Regions from separate parts of the Homo sapiens genome. Here region 2 is linked to region 1. Evidence: read pairs that join two places in POLR2A ChIA-PET (ENCODE). Cell type or tissue: PC-3. All regions are shown on one strand. Each heading gives the region's core, and the rest is flanking DNA. Links, peaks and the distances in the headings are about the cores only.

The links. ChIA-PET counts read pairs that join two places held together with the same protein. Peaks named below come from ENCODE experiments on the same cell type or tissue, not always from the same donor. Only the 100,000 strongest peaks of a DNase experiment are listed, where the experiment ranks them.
Region 2: POLR2A ChIA-PET joins it to region 1 with 8 read pairs; 4 of 35 experiments call an interaction of 5 or more read pairs at or near these places.

The regions. Positions count from the first base shown.
Region 1 is chr9:130,828,494-130,832,881 of GRCh38, forward strand. LOC124902287 (a long non-coding RNA gene) reads right to left here. Exons shown (of 2, transcript XR_007061822.1): 2 at 4,201-4,388. It also overlaps a transcript of ABL1 not described here. Among named protein-coding and RNA genes, the nearest start is that of ABL1, 4.6 kb to the right of the region's middle. In PC-3, for the core only: no CTCF peak of the experiment used is centred there; no DNase peak of the experiment used is centred there.
Region 2 is chr9:130,931,200-130,935,587 of GRCh38, forward strand. All of the region lies in intron 1 of FIBCD1 (fibrinogen C domain containing 1), which reads right to left. Among named protein-coding and RNA genes, the nearest start is that of FIBCD1, 5.9 kb to the right of the region's middle. RefSeq lists enhancers at 204-253, 654-783. In PC-3, for the core only: CTCF peaks have their summits at 1,770 and 1,971; a DNase peak (open chromatin) is centred at 2,072; H3K4me3 peaks cover 1,099 bases; H3K27ac peaks cover 1,006 bases.

The DNA.
Region 1 (4,388 bases), core at 161-4,160:
CAAAAACGTTGATTACTTTTACACCAACCTAATAGAACATAAAGACAAAGACATGGACTGTTGAGAGAACAATAAGAGAGAACAGGTAAGAAAATTAGAAACTCTCGGGAGGCTGAGACAGGATAATCGCTTGAACCCAGGAGGCAGAAGTTGTAGTGAGCCGAGACTGTGCCATTGCACTCCTGCCTGGGCAAGCAACAAGAGTGAAACTGCGTCTCAAAAAAAAAGAAAAGAAAATTAGAAACTCAATCCCAGGGCTTTAATATCCTTTTTGTAGGAATTCCAGAAAGAAAACAAAAAAATAATGATAATAACGAAGAAACAAATGGAGGAGAAGTTAGGAGACGTTAAATGTAAGGAAAAATTTCAGAGTTTAGTGAAGTGAGTATTTTCCAAAACAGAATTATATAAATCTCTGGATTTATGAGTGCCCAGAATAATATATGAAAGGCCATATCATTGTGAAAGTTCAGAACACCAAGAATATTAGAAGATCCTAAAAGTTTCCAAAGAGAAAAAAAGCAAGTCATTTTAAGGGGTCAGGAACCAGAATGGGATTGCATCTCTAAACAATACTTACTGGAAACTAGATAGTAGCAGATAAATAAATGCCTTCAAAGTTCATTTGGGAAAATTATTTTCAACCTAGAATTCTATACCCAGACAAACTGTCAAGATAGAAGAAAGGTATTTTTTTAGACATGCACCCTCCCTCCCCACCTCTGTGAAGCTACTGGATGATGAATTCCAGCAAAATGAAGAAGTCAGTCAATAAGTAGAACTGAGCCCGGGCACGGTGGCTCACACCTGTAATCGCAGCACTTTGGGAGGCCGAGGCGGGCAGATCACGAGGTCAGGAGATTGAGACCATCCTGGTGTAACACAGTGAAACCCCGTCTCTACTAAAAATACAAAAAAATTAGCAGGGCGTGGTGGCGGTCCCCTGTAGTCCGAGCTACTCGGGAGGCTGAGGCAGGAGAATGGCGTGGTGAACCCGGGAGGCGGAGCTTGCAGTGGGCGGAGATCGCGCCACTGCACTCCCGCCTGGGTGACAGAGCGAGACTACGTCTCAAAAAAAAAAAAAAAAAAAAAGTACAACTGAGAATATTTGAAATGTTTTAGTGATTGGAAAAAATATCACTAGATGTTTGACAGATCTTTGAAGTATTTGAGGGAAAATGGTGATAGGTATATAGAAGACTAAATGAAAACAAGGCAATATCTCTAGGATAAACAAAGATGTATAATAAAGGAAACATTCATAGTATATTATTGGCTAAGCAGTGAAGAATATTTATATCATCCTAATAATGTAAACACTAACTATTGATTTATCCCCCAAATTGTGATTTTATTGTTTTGGGGGGTTATGGATGGTGATAGTATAATACTGCTGTCATAAGTTAATAGATAATGGATAAATCTAATGAATTCAGAAAGAGCAAGATGATGTTACTAGCTAAAAATCTGAAGGAGGCTGTCTCTGCGGAAACATACAGGGGAAAGGGATTGCTGTTTTTTATTACCAGATTTTTACAAGACTATTTTTAGCCTTTTTTACAAGACTTTTAGTACTGCTTGAGTTTTAACCATGTTATGTATATTACTTTGATTAAAAAGAAAAATTAATTTAAAAAAATGAGCATACTAATACCATTAATTTTCTCCTTCTAGAGAAAAATGTTTAACAGTTAGGTTTAGACTTGTTAATTATAAAAATATAGTAGTCTTACTGTAATGAGATTTTCTAGAAAGCGGATTTACTCTAAGGCAGTTCAGATTTGGTCCCCAGCTGAGAATTATAGCCTGGAAATACCAACAGAAAAATCAGTGTCATTTGAAGGACAGTCATCTGTGCAGCCTGTGCATGAAATCATGGGTCTGAATTAGGCCCCCATTCAAGATGCGGGGGTGTGGGGTTTGTGTTTTGCTGAAGCTGTGGTTGCAAATCTTTGCTTTAGGATGAAAGGTGGGGCTCTCTGTTACATTTGAACCTTAGTTGCTACTCCTACCTCACAGCTAGTGTTTCTTTCTCTTCATAAAATAAATTGATTTCCTGGTCCCTTGGAAAACCTCCAGACTGCTTTCTGGAATCATTTTCATATAGCATGTTTGTTAATTTGAGCTCTTGACTGAGTCCCAGTGAGATGTAGGCAGGAACACAGACCTGATACAGAAATAGTCCTCTTTTGGAAATAACAATAGCTACTGTTTATCGAGCACCTTCTGTGCTTTGGGCACTCTCCCTACATGATTCCTAATCTTCATAATAACCCTGTGAGATAACTACTCTTATGACTACCTCCCATTTTTCAGATGAGAAAATTGAGGCTCTGAGAGGTGAAGTCGTTGCCCATGGCCCCACAGTGAGTGGCAGATCTGAGACTCAGCGCTAGCCTTTGTGACACATAACTCGTGACCAGCAGGTAGTGCTACCCGATTGAAAAAATGTGAGACTTAAAGGGATGCATGTGTCCCTATACAGTGGCAAAAACTGGTATGACAGAAGTGATGTTTTAAGCTATGTTATCCTTTAGTTGGACATACACTGGACCCACAGAGCTAGAGTACCTGGCAGGCTCTTGCTGGACAATGTTTGCTGAATCAGAGAAAGTGGGCTTTGTTGGCATTTGCATGTGAAATACTGTGCACATACCTCAAGATCTTTGCTGTTCCCCCCCTAAAGCTACTAGCTATGCTGGAAACAGTGAAGGGGTCAGCCAGACCTGGGGTCACCTTGTCCTGGGGTCCCAAGCCAGGCCTCCTGTCAGGTTCATCTGTCTCTGTTCCACCTGCACTCACACCCAGTCTTGCTGCTGAGAGATGGAGCATCCACATCCTGAATCCTGCCTCCTTCCCTTGACACACTTCTATGGTGGGTGCCTGCCCAACTTTTTCTTAATAGGACTAAATTCCAAATTAAAAAAAAAATTCAGTCTCTCTCCTCTAATCATCCAAGAAGAGTCCTCTTTTGGTAACTTGTTCTAGAACTATGCCTATCTTAAATTCAGAAATTGCTTTCAAATGAATTAAATTTTAGAAATATCCATTCCTGTTCGTCCTATTCCCAGTGAAAATAAGCAACTCTTCCCTCTTCCAAAACAGTGGATTTCTTTTCTTTTTTTCTTTTTTTGAAATGTAGTCTTGCTCTGCTGCCCAGGCTGGAGTGCAGTGGTGCAATCTTGGCACACTGCAACCTCCACCTCCCAGGTTCAAGCGATTCTCCTGCCTCAGCCTCTCGAGTAGCTGGGATTACAGGTGTGTACCACCATGCCTGGCTAATTTTTGTATTTTTAGTAGAGACAGGATTTCCCCATGTTGGCCAGGCTGGTCTTTAACTCCTGACCTCAGGTGATCGCCCACCTTAGCCTCCCAAAGTGCTGGGATTACAGGCGTGAGCTACTGTGTCTGGCCCCCAAACAGTGGATTTCCATCTTACATATGCATACAGATCATCTGGGAGCTTCAGATCCAGCCCATTACACATATTCTGATTCTAGACTAGAAACCAAGACTCCGCATTTTAAGCAAGCCCCACATTATTCAAAATAGATTGTCCATGGATTATGCTTTTAGAAACATTGTTCAGATCCCATGCTTTAATGTTGGGGAGTTTATCCTTTCCTTCTAAATATTTTTTTTTTTTTTGAGATGGAGTCTCGCTCTGTTGCCCAGGCTGGAGTGTGGTGGTGCGATCACTGCTCACTGCATCCTCCACCTCCCAGGTTCAAGCAATTCTCTGCCTCAGCCTCCCGAGTAGCTGGGATTACAGATGCCCGCTACCACGCCCAGCTAATTTTTTTGTACTTTTAGTAGAGATGGGGTTTCACCATCTCAAAAAAAAAAAAAATCTTAAATAGCTCTAGTTCCCTGAATTATTTTCTCCTAAGACATGTTTTCCCAACAGTTAATGTTACTTATTTCATCTTCTGATCTTACTCATATTATCCACCTTTCACTTAAATTGGAAATTTTCTGCCATTTTACAAAGTTCAAGACTTTCCTACCTTCCTACCTCCTGGCTGTGTGAACTTGGACAGAATACTTCCCCCTCTCCCTCCAGTCAGTTTTCTTACTTGTGAAATGGAATTAAACTATACAAAATCATTAGGTTACTGTGAGGCTTAAGAGTGCCTGGCACATATTACATGCACATTAAAAATGTATTTCTTCCCAAACTAATGCAACATAGCAAACAAGTTAGTTCACAGTCTTTAATTTCTTTCCTTTTCCCTTTCTTTTTAGCTAATAGCTTTTGGGTCTTAGGCTGATTAGAAGGAATCCTTCTTGGGGTGTTCTTCTGGTAAGAAGATTGAAGCTCTCCTTTATTTGCTTGTAACAGAATGCTCTTCGTATCTTTCAAAAGCGTCAAAAGCTGGATATGGAAA
Region 2 (4,388 bases), core at 163-4,162, 100 kb after region 1:
AACAAGCCATATCTCAAAACCAGGAACGGGACCCGGCGAGGTAGCTCACGCCTGTAAGCCCAGCACTTGGGAGGCCGAGGCGGGCAGATCACAAGGTCAGGAGATCGAGACCATCCTGGCCAACAAGGTGAAACCCCATCTCTACTAAAAATACAAAAATTAGCTGGGCATGGTGGCACATGCCTGTAAATCCCAGCTACTCGGGAGGCTGAGGCACGAGAATTCCTTGAACTTGGGAGGTGGAGGTTACAGTGAGCCAAGACCATGACACTGAACTCTAGCCTGGAGACAGAGCTAGACTCCGTCTCAAAAAAACAAAAAACAAAAAACAAAAAACAAAAACGGAAACGAAGGGCAGGCGCGATAAAAAACTGTGTTGGCCAGAAGCCAGGACCAAGGAACAGCTTGTGGTGAGCGGAGGTGCCAGAGCGTGGCCGCACACGCTCTCGGAGGCCCAGATTCACTGGGCAGACTCGCTCATGGCCCCTGAGCATTACACACAAGGGAAAACTGAGGCCCAGAGAGGGCAAGGGGCTCTCCCAGAATCACACTGCAAATAAAAGCAGAACTGGGATTAGGCCCCGAGCCTCCTGCCTTCCTCTCTGGGCCAGGCCCCTCCTATGATTGAATTTCCTCAACTCTCAGACACATTTTCCCCACCTTTTCAACTTTCCGAATTTGAGACTTGTCTTGAAATGACTTCGTATATTAAAGCACTTGGAGCCGTGCCTGGCACGTTGTGCTGGCACAGTAAATATTAGTGGCTTTCATTATCCCATGATCAATGTGCACACAGCATCTGGAGGACATTTTTTTCCACCCAAAGTGTTATTTCTGTGTGTCGTCAATGCTGGGACGCATGTTCTCTTTTTTTCACGTTTTAGCATCTCCAACATGGGGGGACATCTTACAATCGTAATTGACAGCTTGCTTGCTTTCTTAGTGATACATTGAACAGAGACAGATGCCTCTTACATCATTGTGTCTTACTACCTAGAAGATGAGGCAGAGGAAAGAATCATTTTTGTAAATTCAAATTCCACAAGGACCTGCCGGATGACCTACTTGGCACCCGAAGAGGACGGGGTGGAGGGGACATGCGCCTGGACATGCAGACCCCCGGGAAAGAGATCTGCTTTGTTGTCAGGATGCGGAAGAGAGTTTCTTGGCCTGTCCCTATTGTCATGCGGCTGCCAGGACTCAGTGCTCCACGCCTGCCCAGTTCTCTTGGGGGCCGCGTCCATTCCGGGCTCCACGCATCAAGACAATTTACTCCAGCCAGACCCAAATGCACAGTTCCCCTCCACCAGCTCTGCACAAACTGCTCCCTTGGCCAGCCAGAAGCATCTGCTTCCCCTCCTCCTTTTCCACTGGCCTAATGTATTCTCTTCTTTCAGGGCTCAGCTAGCTGTCACTTCCTCCAGGAAGCCTTCCTTGACTGTTTCTACTCCACTCCCCCCAGCTTGGAGGGGCTCCTCCTCTGTGCTCCCCCCGTTAGGGTGCTTACAAGACAGATTGTTGTGGCCTTTGACTTCTTTTACTCACTCATTCATTCAACTGCCTCTGTGCCAGGGCCGCTAACTGGGCCGTTCTATGATTTCCTTCCCTGCCTAAAGTATGGCTGGGTTTGATATACAAAGCTCTGTGTCAGCAGCCAAGTCCCTGTCATGCACTCTTCTGGAGCCCGTCGGGAGACACCTTGCCCCGAGCAGCTCAGGGCTGCATCATCAGACTGTGTAGCATTAAGGTCCCCTGGCGGGCGAGGCTGGGGCTGGCGTGGCAGAGAGGTCATCCGTCTCCCCTCTGCAACTCCCACACCCCTGCCCTATCTTGCACCCTCCTCCCACCCAAGCCCCTCCCTGGTGGGAAGGCAGAGGGCACCGAAATGGGGAGGGGCTCGAGGAAGCCGCAGGGGGTCCCCTAGAGGCAGGGGGACAGCGGAGCTTGGAGATGAAACAGGGCACTCAGCAGAGGAGAATTAGTCTTCAGAGATCACCTTAAAGATGAAGTACTGTTCGCTTTTATGGGCTGCCGTTTACGTGCCTTGCGAAGAAATCTGCCCGAGATAACAAGGGGGGCTCTGGGCGCTGAGCAGCCCAACTGGTATGCCTGAGGCTGGAGCTGATTCATCCGTCCTGGTGTGGCTGAGCTGGGTGCACTCCCTGGGGGCTGCGGAATGGGGAGGATGCACACAGAGCCCCCAGCTCCCAAGACAGGGCATCTCGGGCAAGTGAGCAGGAGAGAGACCGGGGCCTGAGCCGGGAGCCCTGGGTTCAAAGCCCACTTCTGCCACTGACCACTCGCATGAGCTTCCAGCTGGAGGGACCCAGCTTGGTTCCTCGAGTGACCCCCAGTGCCCACCCAGGGTTCACGGCTGCCTACGAAGCCTTGGCCAAAAGGAGGATAAAGCTCATGCCAGCAGGGCGGCAGGCAGCCCCCGGTGGTGTCTCAGTTACAGGGTGACCTCTGTCCAGGCTACCTTCTCTGAGACCCCAGCCTTGGGGGTTCTGGGGAAGCGGCGGGCGGGTGGGGGGGGGGCGGCTCAGGAGGAAGGGATTTGATGCCAAGGCGCTCTGCTAAGCTGGCACACCTCCCTTCCTCCTCACTTCCTAAGAGAGCTGGCTGGCAGGAGTCCCCTGGGGAGACTGGGACCACACTCCACAGATGAAAGGAGGAAGAAGAAAGTTTCCCTCCGGGGGAGGCCAGGCCAGGTTAGACCCAGGTGAGTGCCCCTCCTGCCGCCCACCCCCATCTCCTAAGAGCACCCAGCCCAACGCAGGCAGCTGTTCTGCATGACAAAAACACATCCTGGGGCTTTGCACTGGGAAATGGAAAGCTGAAGGTGGCGGGGTCCTGTGGGCTCTGGATCCAGCAGAGGCTTGCACAGAGCCTGGGCAGGGGGCTTATGGGCTCTGTGGGTTGAGGGGACTGGGCCCTGCCTCAGGCCAGAGCCTCAGGGGAATTCCTCCTGTCTCCCCAGGAGCCCACTCTGCTCCCGGCTGGCACATGGCTGGGCACATGGCTCCCAGTAAGGGCTGAACTCTGAGCCCTGGCCCTGGCAGAGGGAGGGTCCCAGAGACTCCCCTGGGGGTGAAGGGTTGGTGGCTCTGCTCACCATTCTGGGGTCCCAAAGACTTAGGAAGGGGGTCTGCAGGCTTGTTCTGTGAGATCTGAGCGGGAACCGCCATACCGCTGGGGACCCTTCAGCAGAACCCTGCCGAGGGCCATCTGGCGTCTCAGGCCACAGGGAGGGGCGCAGGAGGGGCTGAAGGTGTCCAAGGGGACAAGAGCGCCCCACAGAGCTCCCAGCCTCTGCCCCTCCGGGAGGTTCCAAGCCCCCCAGCTGTCTCACTTCCTGGGAGCATTTGCTCTGAACCACGGAGGGGGCTTCTCCAGATGTTTCCTATAAGGGTCTTGCCCACCCTCCCCGCGACATACAGCTCTGGCCTCCCAGAGGGCCCACTGGGGCCTCAAGCCCACTGAGGCCCAAACCAGCGTCTCTCCACCCCAAACCTGAGCCCTCCTATTTTTCACTCGGGGATGGCACCAACCCTACCTGTTGCCCCCACAAAGCTGGCACCTCCTCAGGTCTCCCTCCCTCACCCAACATCTGGATAGTCACCTGCTCCTGTCCATTCTACCTCCTCAGCCACACCACTCCCCAGCTAAACAGTGAGCTCAGAAGGAGGGGCTTGGGAAACCCCAAGCCTAGCACAGTGACCTCAACCCAAACCCCAGGGAACAAGAAGAAAGAGGCATGGATCTTCCAGAACCCATGATGGTTTGCAATCGCCCCGACCTGTGAGTTTGTTCCCCCCGTGAGACTCTAAGCTCCCTGAGGCACAGACTGTATCCACCAGACTATACCTCCTAGCATTAGGTAGGGCCTCCCTAAATAGTCACTGAGTAAATTTAATGCAGCAGGGATTTAGGTTAGACATCAGGAAGAACTTCCCAAAGAGATTTTCTTTCTTCCTTTCTGAAATGTTCTTAGAAATTTTGAAAGCGTCAAGAGATCTTGCCTGGGATGGGTTGGAAGTTGACCTCCCTGTAGGGTGGCTTGGAGACAGCTCAGAAACAAGCCCCTCTGACCAGAGGAAACGGTTGCAGAGTGACTTCCTGCCCCAAGCTCCAAGACCAGAAGAATCATGTCTATTTCTAGATCCTTTCATCTGACAAACTCCAAACTCCTGGCAAATACCGTTTCACCCTGCCCCAAGGGCGTGAGAGGCTCCTCCTTCTGTAGGGAGAGGGAGGACGCATTAACAAAGTCCAAATCGGCAACTTGTCCAAGGTCGCCCGACAAAGAGTAGCTGAGGCTGGATAGGGCTGGGACAGATGGGGCCCAAGGCGTTTCCCAGAAATGGCTGCACTTGGACAAAGGTCCT